Linked DNA regions of Homo sapiens: region 2 is linked to region 1. A link is an interaction called in ENCODE POLR2A ChIA-PET data of the cell type or tissue named here. Cell type or tissue: B cell. All regions are shown on one strand. Each heading gives the region's core, and the rest is flanking DNA. Links, peaks and the distances in the headings are about the cores only.

The links. ChIA-PET counts read pairs that join two places held together with the same protein. Peaks named below come from ENCODE experiments on the same cell type or tissue, not always from the same donor. Only the 100,000 strongest peaks of a DNase experiment are listed, where the experiment ranks them.
Region 2: POLR2A ChIA-PET joins it to region 1 with 5 read pairs; 4 of 35 experiments call an interaction of 5 or more read pairs at or near these places.

What each region holds. Positions count from the first base shown.
Region 1 is chr12:50,718,639-50,726,725 of GRCh38, reverse strand. It overlaps DIP2B (disco interacting protein 2 homolog B), which reads right to left. Exons shown (of 38, transcript NM_173602.3): 24 at 7,908-8,017; 25 at 7,691-7,771; 26 at 5,330-5,453; 27 at 3,403-3,524; 28 at 1,840-1,951. Among named protein-coding and RNA genes, the nearest start is that of ATF1, 41 kb to the left of the region's middle. In B cell, for the core only: no CTCF peak of the experiment used is centred there; no DNase peak of the experiment used is centred there; H3K27ac peaks cover 747 bases.
Region 2 is chr12:50,926,464-50,934,550 of GRCh38, reverse strand. TMT1A (thiol methyltransferase 1A) reads right to left here. Exons shown (of 2, transcript NM_014033.4): 2 at 2,043-4,637. The coding sequence ends at 4,401. It also overlaps a transcript of HIGD1C not described here. Among named protein-coding and RNA genes, the nearest start is that of TMT1A, 5.5 kb to the right of the region's middle. RefSeq lists an enhancer at 431-725. In B cell, for the core only: no CTCF peak of the experiment used is centred there; no DNase peak of the experiment used is centred there; H3K4me3 peaks cover 194 bases; H3K27ac peaks cover 1,873 bases.

The DNA of each region.
Region 1 (8,087 bases), core at 1,571-5,570:
AGTTTGAGACCAACCTGGGTAACATATCAAGATCATGTCTCTTTAAAAAAAAAAAAAGAAAGAAAGAAAAATGGTGGCCAGGTGCGGTGGCTCACACTTGTAATCCTAGCACTCTGGAAGGCCGAGGCAGGTAGACCACTTGAGGACTGGGGTTCGAGACCAGCCTGGCCAACATGGCAAAACCCTGTCTCTACTAAAAATACAAAAATTAGCCAGGCATGGTGGTTCATGCCTGTAATCCCAGCTACTCGGGAGGCTGAGGCAGGAGAATCCCTTGAACCCAGGAGGTGGAGGTTGCAGTGAGCCGAGATCGCGCCACTGCACTCCAGCCTGGATGACAGAGTGAGGGCCCCGTCTCCAAAAGAGAATGGTAGCCAAGAACTGGGAATTCGCTGCTTTCACTCATTTATGATACCTCCTCTGCTTCCCCCCATGTGCTTTATAAGTATGCCAAAACCAGGGATGTCAAAGATTTCCTCTGGCTCCAGCCATACCTCTTCAATGGCTCCTTTGGCTTTCTGGATCAAGAAGGATGTCTGACTCTGAGTTTTAAATCACCATAACATGGGGCACCCATTTCTGGTCAAATGAAAGACTAACACCTTTGACCTCCCTTTGTGCAGGGAAGGGTCACTCCTATGACCACTCAAGTGCCTAAAGAAACCTTCCTGTTGTGATTGAGCCCATTAACCATAGACCTACCAGCATCATTAACACCAACACAATCCATTTGTGATAAATATTGTATATAACTGTGCTTCTATCCTTCAGTAACAAATATTTAAAAAACCCAGTTCAGCATCTGGTACACAATAACCACAAATACATGTCATTCCTGCATTTGAATCCAGAGTTAAAAAAAAAAAAAAAGGGTAGGGAGGACATTAATGGTTAAGAGGCTGGGAATGGAGCCAAACTGGCTGGATTTGAATTTCAGTTCTGCTGCTTATTTAACTTCCCTCAGTTTTCTAATCTGCAAAATGAGGATAAAAATAGCAACTTACAGGGTTATTGTAAGGATAAAATTATATAACACATTAAATGACTGACATATCATAAGGGCTCAATGAAGATTAGATGTTATCATTATGATTACATGCTAGAAGCTTTGTGTTACATCATTTAATCTTTACAACTCCCACTTTATAGACAGGTTAGTACGGATACTCAGAGAGTAGCAGATACAGCAGGACTTAAACCCTACCTGCCTGACTCCAACACCCACACTCTTCCTATACCACAGCTTTTTCAGCTATTCCCTTATCTTATCCCCTTCTTTAATACGAATACTATCTAAAAATTCTGCACTTTATGGCTTTCGAAGTATAGCATTTTCATATTATACTGCATTTCATCTTCTCAATAAATATTCAAGTCAGGCAGGGGTAGGCAGTAGCTTAGGAAAGGGTAATTTCAGTCAAGATTACACAAGCAGTAGGTAATGAAGCTTGAGCCAGAACCCAAATCACCTGACTCCTAGTCCAGTATTGTTTCAACAATATCACATCTCGAACGAAAGGATCAGATTGTCTCAATATTTTACTTGGCCCTACATGTACATAGTCACATGTAGCATAAAAACCTAACCACCTTTTTATGATGCCAAGAGTAACAGCAAAACAATTTTGTTTGGAGAGCTCTTAGCAGACTGTGATCTGGCTCTTTGCATCTGCTGTCAGTGTCTAGTCCTGCACAAGCTTACTGATCCTAGGTTTTGCCTCTGTCTTAGCAGGCAGAAGACATAAAGGCAGGGTAAACACGTCTGGCATGAGAATGGAGGAGATCTCAGGTATTGTGAGCTCTCAGTCCCTCCACCCTCAGAAGAAGTCTCCCTTTCACCTGTGTCAATGATGGTTGGCCAGGTTTTCACATCCACAGCTGCTGCTGCCTCTCGGGACCTCAGTAGCCTCATTAGGGTCTGACTGGTGAGAATACAGGCTGCTTTGCTGACCTAGAAAACAAATGGACAGCAATAAGCATCAGGAGGCTCAGCCCCAACATGGCACCACAGGCCCTGGCTGCTGCTAAAAGCCACTCATGTACCACACTGGACAGGACAGTTTCAAAGAACACATGTGAGACAGACGAGGTCAGTGTTACTCCCTTGCATGTTTCCTTCTGGAAATGTGTGACATTTAATTCTCTCAGAATGATGGACCTGTTCACAATACACTGTATCATTTATAACAGTGATTCTCAAAGTATTTCAGTTATAATCTCAGTATAGATCCCACAATCCCAAGATTTCATGAAGACCACAATTAAATAAAGATGTGGGTTTTGTAGTGCTCAGGAAATGAGAAGAATCGGATAACCATGTTTGAAGGAGACTGCCCCAGTCTCTAGTGAATGATGAGACTTACTACACCTAGCCCATACACTGAACCTAAGGAACCCTGATGCTGATATAAGCTCTCACAGAAACTAGGTTCTCTTGCCCAGCTATACACAGAAATGCAAAGTGACCTATGACCTACTTTGCCCACGAACTGCATCAACAGCAACTCCCCTCCCTGCTTTTCTGGCCCACTTTGTAGAATATAACAAGGGCATTTTGCTGAATTACACTTTGTAATAAAATCATCTATGGTGATCATGGCTTTTATACTGTGGGCTCCATTTTTGCTGACAGAGCAGCAGTTCTCAGAGAAGCAAATGCTACATGAACTGGAATTTTGTAATCTGTCAGCACTGGCCAAGGCTTCCCCTTGCTGTAAACACTAGGATCTCATGCAATACACACTTATCTTATTTTCTTTAACTCTCATATCCTATAAAAACTTCTATCATCTCCAGAGCAAGTTCTGGACACCTTTTAATGCTATACCAAGTAAATTCACAAAAGTAACTAAAATAGAAGTGACTTGACACTGGGGATAATTCAGTTTGGCATTTAAAATCGCCTAGATAATTTTGCAGGAAAAATATCAGACAGCACGTTTTAGACAGAAGGGAGGGGGAAACACTTTTTTTTTTTCTTTTGGCGACAGGGTCTGCTCAGGCTGGAGTGCAGTGGCATAATCTCAGCTCACTTCTAACCTCCACCTCCCAGACTCAAGGGATCCTCCCACCTCAGCCTCCTGAGTCGCTGGAACTACAGGCAAGTGCCACAATGCCTGGCTACCTTTTGTGTTTTTGTTGTAGAAATACTAATGGCTGCTTCACCTCTTTAATGTTCATGATAACTGCACACAATTCTGTATCTCACCAATAACCACTTTCCCCCAGTTCCTTCACTGAATAATGATGACTGCTTTGGCTGGATTAACAAAAAGGAGGTAGTCTCCAGAAGACAAATTTGAATTCCTGACTTAACAAAATTGGAAAATTAGTAAGGATCCTTAGTTGTCTGAATCTGGATTTTAGGAGATGAGGACAAGGCAAGATACAGCTGGTACTTACATCAACAATCATTCGGACAGTGGGCAGCGTGGCCGTGAGGTTCTGAGCATGTGGAGGTCTGACGGTCACAGGTATACAGCCCGCATACAGGCAGCCATAGAAGGCGGCGATTAACTCAATGCCTGCAAGACAAAGGACCCTGTCAGGAGAGTCACTGAACTGCCTAAGAGCACTGAGAAACTAAAAGGCAAATTTTCCAAAACAATTAAATCATGTGCCAGACAGGTTCTGTAGACCATAATTTAACAAAGACCCTAGCAGAAGATATTGAAAGTGAAAGAAGGAAGCATATAAAACTTTAGAAAATATAGAGAAAACAATTAACAAAAAAGGAAGGAAATCAGCAGTAAACTCCTGAAATATTTCTGAAGAAGGTATATTGATATTATTGCTTGATATTACTCAGGAGGAATAACTGCAGAAACCAGGAATGGTTAACTAGGAAAATAAAAGAATGGAGAAAGGAGAGGTGAGGAAGCCCTGAGCTTCTTAAAAATATTTAGAAGGCTGCTCTAAAAAGAGCCATCAGACTTCTTAGATGTTGTTGAAGGGGTATGAGTTTTAGGGAGCAAAGTGTGACTCAGTCTGAGGAAGACTCTGGGCAGAGGCCTCGTCAGGAAGAGCTCAGGTCCTTCCCCGTGGCCTCTCACCGACTGACAGGTGCAAGGCCATCTCCTGGGCATGTAATGGTGGGGACTGCTTTATCACATGATCTTCTACGAAATCTCAGTATCTAGGTAAATAAGGCAGCACATGAGAATCACATAATGAGCCAGGCATGGTGGCACACACCTGTAATCCCAGCACTTTGGAAGGTTGGGGCAGGTGGATCACCTGAGGTCAGGAGTTTGAGACGAGCCTGGCCAACATGGTGAAACCCCATCTCTACTAAAAATACAAAAATTAGCTGGGCGTGGTGGCGTGTGCCTGTGATCCCAGCTACCCAGGAGGCTGAGGCAGGAGAATCACTGGAACCAGGGAGGCGGAGGTTGCAGTGGGTGGCAGAGCAAGGCTCCGTCTCAAAAATAAAATAAAATAAAATAAAATAAAATAAAATAAAATAAAATAAACAAACAAACAAACAAAAAAAAATCACAGAACAATATGAAGTGTGGGGGGATAACAGGCCAAAGAAAGCTGGATGTATGAGTGGATTAGGTGACAGAAATAATGAAGGGAAAACTCCAATATTTCACCCAGAATTTTGAATCTTTACACCAAATTGTCACCAAATAATTCTGAACCCCTCTTACTATGAAGATGAGGTTGTTGAATTAAATCAGAACATGAAAGTAGCAACAACAGAAGAAGACTAAATCGTAATATGAAAACTCACACCCCTTCAAAACTCACACCCCTTCAACAACATCTAAGAAGTCTGATGGCTTTTTATACATCAGCTTTCTAAATATTTTTAAAAAGCTCAGGGCTTCCTCACCTCTCCTTTCTCCATTCTTTTATTTTCCTAGTTAACCGTTCCTGGTTTCTGCAGTTATTCCTCCTGAGTAACATCAATCATAATACGAAAAATGTTCACAGAATTCACGCACAACATTTCTTTGGGGACTGGGTGAAATTGCCCCATTCCTGAACATTCATAGAAACAAAGCATCTGTTTTGAAGGTTTCCAAAAGCCAAGTAGCTGAAGACTTCATTCATTCATTATTTACTGAGTGCCTTTTATGTGCCAGGCACTAATAGAAATCTAAAGGTACAAAAACAGACATGGTCCCAGGAGAGCCACTGTACTGCACAACTTGGGGGGTGAGGATTGGTTCCCACTTTGGCCTGTGTGCATGGTCTTCTAAGTGTTGGGAAGTACACTGCTTGCAAGTCATAGAGAGTAGCTCTGAGTGCCTATCCTTTTATAATTTGTAGTCAGTCTAGTATTGGAGCTTAAACTCTAGTCTGCCAATCCAATGCTTACCAGGTGGATAGAGCAACACCACATTATCTCCTGCATTTAGATGTCCCTTATCACCAAGAACAGATGCAATCCTCTCTGCTCGCTTATGAAGCTGAAGGCAGCTGGCTGTGCATACAGTGGTTCCCTTTAAACAACAGAAAGGATAAGCGGGTCAAAGCTCAGAAAGGAAATAAACAGTAATAAGCACAGCCAATTCAACATCATACCTGAAAGGCTTGTGCTTTTGTAGATTATCCTTAGCAAGTTATCAATTCTAGTGAAAATTCCCTTAGCATCAAAGACGTGTGGGGCTGGACAGGGTGGCTCAAACCTGTAACGCTAGCACTTTGGGAGGATGAGGTGGGAGCACTGCTTGAGCCCAGGAGTTCAAGACAAGCCTGGGCAACACAGCAAGATCTCCTCTCCACTAAAAATACAAAAAAGAAATCAGTCAGGTGTGGTGGTGGCACATGCCTGTAGTCCCAGCTACTCAAGGGGCAGAAGTGGAAGGATCACTTGAGCCAATGCCTGGGCGACAGAGCGAGATTCTGTCTCAAAAAAGAAAAAATAATAATAAAATAAAATCAAACAAAAAGACATGTATGGGACGCTTTTTCTTTCTTTTTTTGTTCTGACATGGTCTTGCTGTTGCCCAAGCTGCAGTGCAGTGATGTAATCACAGCTCACTGCAGCTTGCAGCCTCAAACTCCTGGGTTCAAGCCATCCTCCTTCCTCATCCTTTCAAGAAGCTGGGATTATAGGCATGAGCCACCGTGCCTGGCTGACATTTTTAAATGAAATATGAGAACCCTAATGAATCTGTGGGCTTGAAAAGAAGCTCACTTCATGCAGAGGTGGAACAAGAAAGTCCCCAAATTTTCTGTCATAAAAGTAATGGTTCTTAAGATTTTTAACGACTTTTCAATAAGATGCACAACATATTCCTCTCATTAAGTTCTATTATTGCATAAATTCTCAAAAAAAAAAAAAATCAGATTCCAGGGGGATGGAGGAGATGGGTATACTTTGGATAAGTCCCCTAAGAGATCCAATAGGCACTTCCAGTCTTCCCCTGCTGGGGAGAAATACTACTATCCACATGGTCACAGACTTTGAGCCTGTGACTCAGACATCAACACAAAAATTCAGCTGACTCCCACAGAATGCATAACTTTAAAATACAATATATAGGCCGGGCACAGTGCCTCAAGCCTATAATCCTAGCACTTTGGGAGGCCAAGGCAGGTGGATCCTGAGGTCAGGAGTTCGAGACCAGCCTGACCAACATGTGAAAGCCCGTCTCTAATAAAAATATAAAAATCAGCTGGGCCTGGTGGTGGGCACCTGTAATCCCAGCTACTCGGGACGCTGAGGCAGGAGAATCGCTTGAACCCAGGAGGCAGAGGTTGCACTGAGCTGAGATGGCACCACTGCACTCCAGCCCAGGTGACAGAGCAAGACTCCATCTCAAAAAAATACATATATATATTTTTTTCTTTATATATATTTATATATTATAATGTAATATATATTATTATATTTAATATAATATATATATTTTTTCTTTTTTTATTTTTGAGACAGGGTCTTGCTCTGTCACCCAGGCTGGAGTGCAATGGCGCATTTTCGGCTCACTGCAACCTCCGCCTCCCGGATTCAAGCGATTCTCCTGCCTCGGCCTCCCGAGTAGCTGGGATTACAGGTGCCCGCCACCACGCCCAGCTGATTTTTATATTTTTAGTAGAGACAGCGTTTCACATGTTGGTCAGGCTAGTCTTGAACTCCTGACCTCAAGTGATCCACCCGCCTTGGCCTCCCAAAGTGTTGGGATTACAGGTGTGAGCCACTGTGCCCAGTCCTAAAATACAGTATTATAACGAACCATCCATCAGAAACCAGTAGTTAAATGTGCTCTTTGAGTAATTTTCAATTTGCTTTTTATCTGTTAGCAATAAATCATTTAACTATGTACCAGAAATAACTTAGGGTTTTTAAAATGCTGGTCTAAGGTCATTTTCTTCCTGGCAGAAATCAAATAATTAAAAGTCCCACTGGGTAAAAAAACTGTATGACATAACACATTGTGAACATCTGTGTATCTATGTAATTGCATTGTTGGCTCCATTTCTCCTATCAGAACTGAATAAAGAAGACGTGATTGTACCATAAGAAAAGAAAGTATTACATAGCACTCCAGGAGGTCTCAGTCCAATCTTAAAGTGATTGCACAGTTTACCCTCATATGCCAAAGCAAGGAGAAAGCCATTAACTCCTTCTTCAGAGATGGCAACAGAAATTTTCTGATGAAAGAAAGAGATCAAGAGTGCCTAAGATGGTCCTATAGTAGTCAGCTGATTAGATATACCATTGAATTTTTAATACCTTGGCATTTAACAGCATGAAGAGTACATGGTCAGGAGTCGCCTGGGCTCGCCACTGTAGGATCTCTGCCAGAAACTGGTGCTGAAGTCATAAACCAGAAAAAGGACTCAGGGTCAGCAACTTATAACAAGTCATATAATGCATCCCCCAGCTGCTACCTGCAGTAAGTTCTGTCCTTGACTTGACTGTAAGAAGGTAACACTTCAGGAACACTTACCTTCCTCACCAAATCATTCTCTTCTATTTGTCCCAGATCCCTTCCAGCAGCTTGTGCTATACGTTTTCCAGCAACCAGATTCCCAACCATCACGGAAGCAGGGCCTACACCTGTAAATAAATGCAAAACCCAACTCACTGGAGATGGCGATTCCAACTAAGTATCCAGAGCATTTCCAGA
Region 2 (8,087 bases), core at 1,327-5,326, 210 kb before region 1:
TCCACGCAGGCAGGGATATGTCTAGTTATTCAGGGCTCTAAGCCAGGCACTAAGAGCAGAGCACACAGTAGACACTCAATAAATATCTGTTGAATGAAGTCAACCTATATTAAGTGCCAAGTGCATTGCTTCATTTACTCCTCAGCATAACCTTTTAGGTAGATACCCCCATTTACAGATGAAAAAACAGATAACTTGCTCAAGGTCACAGACTCAACCAATGACACAACCAGGACTTGACCATGTCACTTTGATGCCAAAGCCAGTGTTTCAATTTGTCTTTTACTTTCTTTGTTGCAAGCAGTTATCCCACTGAAAATCCAGTGTTCTAAGCATTGTACTATATGATCTCCCATAGGAAGACAGACAGGGTCTGATCCAAATCCGGTGAAATCCAGCAATGGGTTTATAATGTATATTTGTTATGTGCCTTCCTAGCATCCATTGCAAATTCAACCCAATGACCACAACCAAGGAGCATTTAGCAAGGGGATTTTATTACTTGCAACAAGTAAGGAGAATGCCAGGGCTGTATCTCCCAGAGCAGTATCTCCCAGAGCTGGGGGCTTGGTCAGGTTTTGTAAGTATAGGGTAATGAGGCATGATCTGATTGGATCTTGCAATGAGGTGATGCCGGGAGGCATGATCTGACTGGATCCTGCCATGGGGTGATACCACAGCTTGATCTGATCGGTCATGGATCCTCCCATGTGTCTGCTTCTTAATTCAGTCCCCATCCTTGGACTGAGCACTTAGCTTAGGTTCCCCCTGTGGTTGCAGGCTTGGTTCATCTGGGTGTGCTCAGGGCACATGACCTGAGGGTCCATTGGCAACTGAAAAACAACTCACAACTTTGTTACATAAAGGTTAAATCAGATTGGTCTGGTATGGCCACAAAAAGTAGGCTTGCTCTTTCTAACTGGGCTTGTGCCCTGGAAGCATGAAGGTCAGAGCCATTTCTACCAACTTGCTACCTAATAGAGCAGAGGGGAGGACAGACATGACCCTAGAGATTGTCTGGCTCCTGATAACATTATCTGAGCCCTGTTCAGGCTGTGCCTGAGGCTTTCTGCCTGTATGATTTTCACTAATTTGAGTTGATAGTCCTTTTTCTGCTTAAGTCTGTTTGGATTGGGATTCTGTCACTTGGAATCAAAGGATTCCTAACCAATATAGGACCTAAAAGACATTGGACATGTTTTGCCTTTTTTTCTTTCTCCCTTTTGCACAGGCTGAAGTCATTTCCTCAGGCTCTTAAAATGATTATAAATATGTGTTCTCTGGATTCAAGGAGGAAAGCAGTAAAAGAAGGTGTTATGGCAGCAATGATTATCAAAGGAGATTTTGTGGTTTGGGGAGTCAGGGCTTCTAAGACTTGCTCAGTAACTTGTGGAATGACTGTAAAAAACTTCATTTATTTATTTCTCTACACCTCAGTTTTCTCTGAAAAGTGACAATAATATTTGCCACACCACTTAGACAAGAGGGAATTGACAAGACTGTGCCTAGGACTTTGTACTTTGGTATTATCTTTCAGTGTAATGACATTTCATCATTTCAACCTGTGGCTTTTCCTATTTCTCAATCACTAGACTGACCAATAGTGAGATGGTTGGATTAAGGAGGTTCCAATTCTGGGGAGATGACAGAGGAAGGAGATTCATGTTCCAGAGCTTAGGAAGCAGTAGGTGTGCATTCGACCTCACTGCATCAATAACTTTTCACGTTCAAGAGATAGTTAAAATAGTAAAAGCTTCCTTTCTTTCTGCTCTGTGGATTTCACAAATGGGATCGTTAGACTTGAACTTTTTTGCTTTTTTAAAGTAGCCAAACATGATCACATGATGGACTTGAACTTTTCAAAACCCATTCTGATACTTCTAGGATTGCTTTGTGTAAAATCTATTGGCTGTGTTTATAGTTACCTGGCTGTAGAAAGAAAAATTTACATGTTTAAATAGCTAAAATTTCCACAATGAAGGAATAAGCCTCCCAGAGACATTAAGAAAAAGGAAACCAAGCCAGCAAAGATATAAACCATATTTCTGTTCCTAACACAAATGTGAATTTATTGGTTGATTTGATATTTAAAATAGTACTTTTACAAAATCATCTCAGAAAATATACTACATTTATTAAAATTCCTACAAACCATTGCAGAAAATATTAAACCCTCTAACCAACCTAACACTCGCTTTCAGAGGCACTTGTGATGATTTTCACAGCTTCCATAGTTGCAAAGAACAAAGAAATCATCTTCCAACAGGGGTGGAATTAGATAAGAATAATCCAAAAAATATTTATTTCTTTACAGACTCACAGATTGCTTGATGTTTAGGGGCTCTTACCTAGGATACCTAATTATTCAAGGTTTTCCTAATTTAGTAGACTTTTTCATTGCCTACAATCTACAATATTCAGCAAAGTATTAAGGAAAATGAACCCAAGAACCTTAACCACCTCAAATAGTTTTATGGATATACTAAACTGTCAAGTACAATCTTTATCTTAAGACTTGAGAACTGGAATGCAGGAAAACAAACTTTGGTGGAATACTGGAATAAAAGACATAAAGCTGGGCAGAACTAGGTGTGGCAACCTTGTATGTTAATTCTGAAAGCCAGACCAGTGACGCTAAGAATAACAAATAGATTCAGATTTGTTTTTCAGAAACTTGAGCTATTTCGGCCAGGTGCACTGTCTCACACCTGTAATCCCAACAATTTAGGAGGTCAAGGTGGGAGAATCACTTGAGCCCAGGAGTTCAAGACCGGCCTAGGCAACACAGTGAGACCCTGTCTCCCTGTCTCTACTTCTTTTTTTTTTTTTTTTTTTTTTTGAGACGGAGTCTTGCTCTTGTCACCCAGGCTAGAGTACAATGGCATGATCTCGGTTCACTGCAACCTTCGCCTTCTGGGTTCAAGAGATTCTCCTGCCTCAGCCTTCCAAGTACCTGGGATTACAGGCACCCACCACCACGCCTGGCTAATTTTTTTTTTTTTTTGTATCTTTAGTAGGGTTTTGCCATGTTGGCCAGGCTGGTCTTTAACTCCTACCTCGTGATCCACCCGCCTCGGCCTCCCAAAGTGCTAGGATTACAGGCGTGAGCCACCACGCCCAGCCCCCTGTCTCTTTTTTTAAAACACAATTTAAAAGCAGAAAGAAAAAATCTGTGCTGTTTAGACTCAGATTCTTAATTAGCTAGTATTTCTTAATTCAATCAATAAATTATTAAGACCTTTTCACTGCTCCCTTTTTAAAGTCTTCTTTGGAGTGATTTAAGTGCTTCTTATTACCAAGCTCTCAAAGAGAAGATAAAATTAAAATCTGATGGGTAACCATTTAAATAAGACAACTGGGGTAACCCATTTCTCCAGGACCCCTCTCTGCAACAGAGAGCTATTCTCTTTCTTTGGCCTAGTAAACCTCTGCTCTTAACCTTAAAAAAAAAAAAAAAAAAGCAATTGGAAAAAATTTCAAGTCAATGAATAAAATAAGATTTGGGGATAATGGTAGATGCTAATTATGAAAGTCGACTGTTTCCTTTGAAGGGGGAGTTCAAAGCTGTTTTTTTGATGTGAATTCTTTGGGAGACAATAGAAAATGGCTAAATAGGATATAACAGAAACTTTTAAGGATGGAATTCAACTTTACCTAAAAAAGGTTTCAGGCCAGGCATGGTGGCTGACGTCTGTAATCACAGCACTTTGGGAGGCCGAGGCAGGCAGATCACCTGAGGTCAGGAATTTGAGACCAGACTGACCAACGTGGGGAAACACCATCTCTACTAAAAGTACAAAATTAGCCGGCGTGGTGACGCATGCCTGTAATACCAGCTACTCAGGAGGCTGAGGCAGGTGAATCACTTGAACCCGGGAGGTGGAGGTTGTGGTAAGCTGAGATCACAGCATTGCACTCCAGCCTGGGCAACAAGAGCGAAAACTCCGTCTCAAAACAAAACAAAAAAACCTTAAGCTGGGTGCGGTTGCTCACGCCTGTCATCCCAGCACTTTGGGAGGCTGAGGTGGGTGGATTGCCTGAGATCAGGAGTTCAAGACCAGCCTGGCCAACGTAGTGAAACCCTGTCTCAACTAAAAATACAAATTAGCTGGGCATGGTGGTGGGCACCTGTAATCCCAGCTACTAGGGAGGCTGAGGCAGAAGAATCGCTTAAACCCGCGAGGTGGAGGTTGCAGTGAGCGGAGATCACGTCATTGCACTCCAGCCTGGGCAACAAGAGCAAAACTCTTTCTTCCCGCCAAAAAAAAAAAAAAAACCAACAACAAACCAAAAAAACCGCCCCCCAAAAAAAAGGTTTCTCTTCTCCCACTTAGCATTTTAAATGTAAAACTGAAGCTTTAAATTCTTTGAGCCATTCAGCTCTTAACTGCCAGCTCACACTATTTCACAGCATATCCATAGATATGAGGGCGCACCAACTCCCAGGACAGTGGGGCCTGGATGTGCTGCAGCTTCAGCTTAGAGAAGCTGGCCCGCTCCAGGGCCTTCCAGCTCTCTCTGGTCAGGTTGCACCCATCAAACAGAAGGTGCCAGGCAGGATCCAGGACTTGTTGCCAGAAGTAATTCCAAGTCGAACACTCAGCTGCCACATGCTCCATGAAATAGAAAGCCCCTCCCTGAGAAAGAAAGAAAAAAAAAAACATTTCAAGGATTTTTTCATTTCTGCTTTTTTAATTTATTTTTTGAAAATTGTTCTCTGGCACTGCCTTGCAAACCTGTGAGAGAACCGTAGAGTTCTGAGCAGGAGGGTCACTCCACACTAAGCACACCCTTGAGACTGAATAACCATGTTTTAAATTTTTGTGCCATTTTCACAAATATGTACGTGATATGATTAATGAAAATTCTGATTCATCTAAAATCATTACTGAATTCAAGGTAACATTTTGTCATTAGGTATTTTATTCAGTCAGTGGATGCTAAATGTAAATTACTCTTTGTAGGAATTAGCAACTGCTGCTTTCATTGAGGAGTTTTATAAATGTTGATCAAGTACAGGCACAATAGATGTTATTACATGTTATGTGTGGGGACATCTTCAGAAGTTTTCTACATATCTACCTCTGAGGGGAGTAAGGAGCAAGGGACCAGACAGTCACCTCACAAAATTGTGGTAACTGCACCACTCTTCTTGGCCTCCTCTAGTTATCCTAGTCTTGGCTCCTCAGGCAGAGTTTAGAGAGAGAATTCAGTTTAGTGATGGAGTTTCCCCAAATTATATGGGTCAGTGTAAGACCTATGTTACGAATAGAAAAATTGGAATTTCCTGATTTATTTATTCATTTATTATTTCTTGAGACAGGGCCTGGCTCTGTCACCCAGGATGGAATGCAGTGGCACAGTCTCAGCTCACTGCAACCTCTGCCTCCTGGGCTCAAGCAATCCTACTGCCTCAGCCCCCCAAGTAGCTGGGACAACAGGTGCACACCACTACACCCAGCTAATTTTTTTTTTTATAGAGACAGAGTTTCGCCGCATTGCCCAGGCTGGTCTCGAACTCCTGAGCTCAAGTGATCCTCCTGTCTAGGCCTCCCAAAGTGCTGGGATTACAGGCGTGAGCTACCGTGCCCGGCCCTGATTTTAAAAAAAATCTTCATAGGATAGGGCAGCATAAAGGAGGAGAGGCAGGTTTGGGGAGGTCAGTGTTGCCCTCTGGTTTACATATGTTAAGAGGTGCCTCTGAGCAATCCAGGAGACTGTTGAGTAGACGGCTGGATATGAAGGTTTGGGGTCAGAAGAGAGACCTGGGATAGATGTTTAGATTTGGAAACATCTGTATATATGTGGTATTTGAGAACTGTGGAGGTATATGAGATTGCTGGGGAGTGTATATAAGTGAAATGAACCAATGAAAGGAGTTAGCCAGCTTGCTTTAGGCAGACAGTAGGGAAGGGTCCCGGAAGAACTTCTGACCAGTCCCACAAATGGTTACATGAGATGTTTTGTGCAGATAAGGGAACTTGCACAGGGGCTTGCCTAAACATGCCTGCAGCCCACTAAGGCCCCACATGCACGCTGGGGGAATGGGGTGGAGCCACCAGGAATTCATGCCTTTACAAACAGGGAATCCAGCTCCATCAGCTTTTCAGTTGCGAAGGGGGCAACCAGCAACCTGTTTTCAGGACCCCTCTTTTTGCTGAGAGCTTTCTGTTTCGCTTGATAAATTCTACTCCACTCACTCTTCCATGTTCACGTGCCTATTTCTTCCTGAATGTGAGACAAGAACCTGGACCTAGCTGAGCTAAGGAGCAAAAATCCTGTGTCACCAAGAAAGGAACCCCAGTGGTAGGAGATGGGTAGAGGAAGAAGAGCCAGCAAGAGTGATAGCAATGTTGAAATCAGAAAGATGAAAACCCCAATAACAAGCACTGTGGTACAGTGGTAAGAATATTTGCATTTGCATTTGGCTGGGCGCGGTGGCTCACACCTGTAATCCCACCACTTTGGGAGGCCAAGGTGGGTGGATCACTTGAGGCCAGAAGTTGGACACCAGCCCGGCCAACATGGTGAAACCCCATCCCTACTAAAAATATAAAAGTTAGCCAGGCGTGGTAGCATGTGCCTGTAAACCCAGCTACTCGGGAGGCTGAGGCAAGGAGAGTCACTGAACCTGGGAGGTGGAGGCTGCAGTTAGCCAAGATCATGCCACTGTACACCAGCCTGGGCGACAGAGCAAGACTCTGTTTCAAAAAAAAGGAATATTTGCATTTGCATTAAAGAGAGCCATGTCTACTAGCTGTGTAACTTTGGGCAAATTCCTTAATCTCTCTGAGTCTGTTTCTTTGTCCTAACATGAAGATATGTACTTTAGAGGACTGTTGACAGGGTTAAATGAAAATGTAATAAAGTTCCCTTGTTATATCCAGCAGAGAGTGGGTGCTTGGCAGGAGCTAAGGAAGACTATCACGAATGTGATAACTTTAAGAGTTCAATTGATTTTTGGCACTGGAAAACTGAGATAATAATTACCTGCCTTGCAGCGGTGTTGGGAGATTAGTAACACTGTAAGCAAAACATCTACTAATGTGCCAGTTGGTGCCCAGTCTTAGCATATAAGAACCCAGCATTTGGGTATAAGAATCAGTCCTTTTTTATTTACTACTCTGATATTGAGCCAAGACAGGATTGTATGATTTTCCCTAAACCCTATCTCCAAGTTCTTTTCTTCCTGAGGAACTTCCTCTATTAGAAAATAAAACTGATGGTTGGGCATGGTGGCTCACACCTGTAATCCCAACACTTTGAGAGGCCAAAGTGGGCAGACCACTTGAGCCCAGGAGTTTGAGACCAGCCTGGGCAACATGGCGAAACCTCATCTCTACAAAAATACAAAAACTAGCTGGGTGTGGTGGTGCATGCCTGTAGTCCCAGCTGCTGGGAGGGTGGGGAGGCTGAGACGGAAAGATTGCTTGAGTCCAGCAGGTCAAGGCTGCAGTGAGCTGTGATCATGCCACTGCACTCCAGCCTGGGTGACAGAGGGAAACCCTGTCTCAACAAAAAATGAAAACTGGGGATTACAAAACATGCCTTTCCCCCAGAAGAGTAAATTCAAATGTTAAGATATCCATATCTTCAACTTTGTTCAGAATATAAAACGATTTTAAACTAGCTAAAAATAATAAGGGTAATATGTGAAAACTACATACAGGTATAAAGAATTACAGACTTTACGGAAAGGTTTAAAATGAAAAGTAATTCTTTCCCTGAATCCAATCCCATTCCCCAAAGGCAACCACTGTTAATAGTTACTTGTCTGTCATTCCCATTAACTTATACACATATATGTATCTCCTCTCCCTGCCTCACACAATGGGCATGTGGTGGGCCTACGCTCTACCTAACATTCTGTGGCTTGATTGCTTTTTGTTTTCATTAAACATTATCCCTTGGGGATTTTTAAGTATCAGCACAGATAACTCTTCTTGTTCTTTCTGACAGCTGCACAGTGTTCCTTTATACAATATGACAACTCACTTACATAGCATCCTATTGATAGACATTTCAGTTATTTCCAGTTTGTGCAATTACAAATTCTACTTAATATTCTTGTGTATGGACAAGTTTTT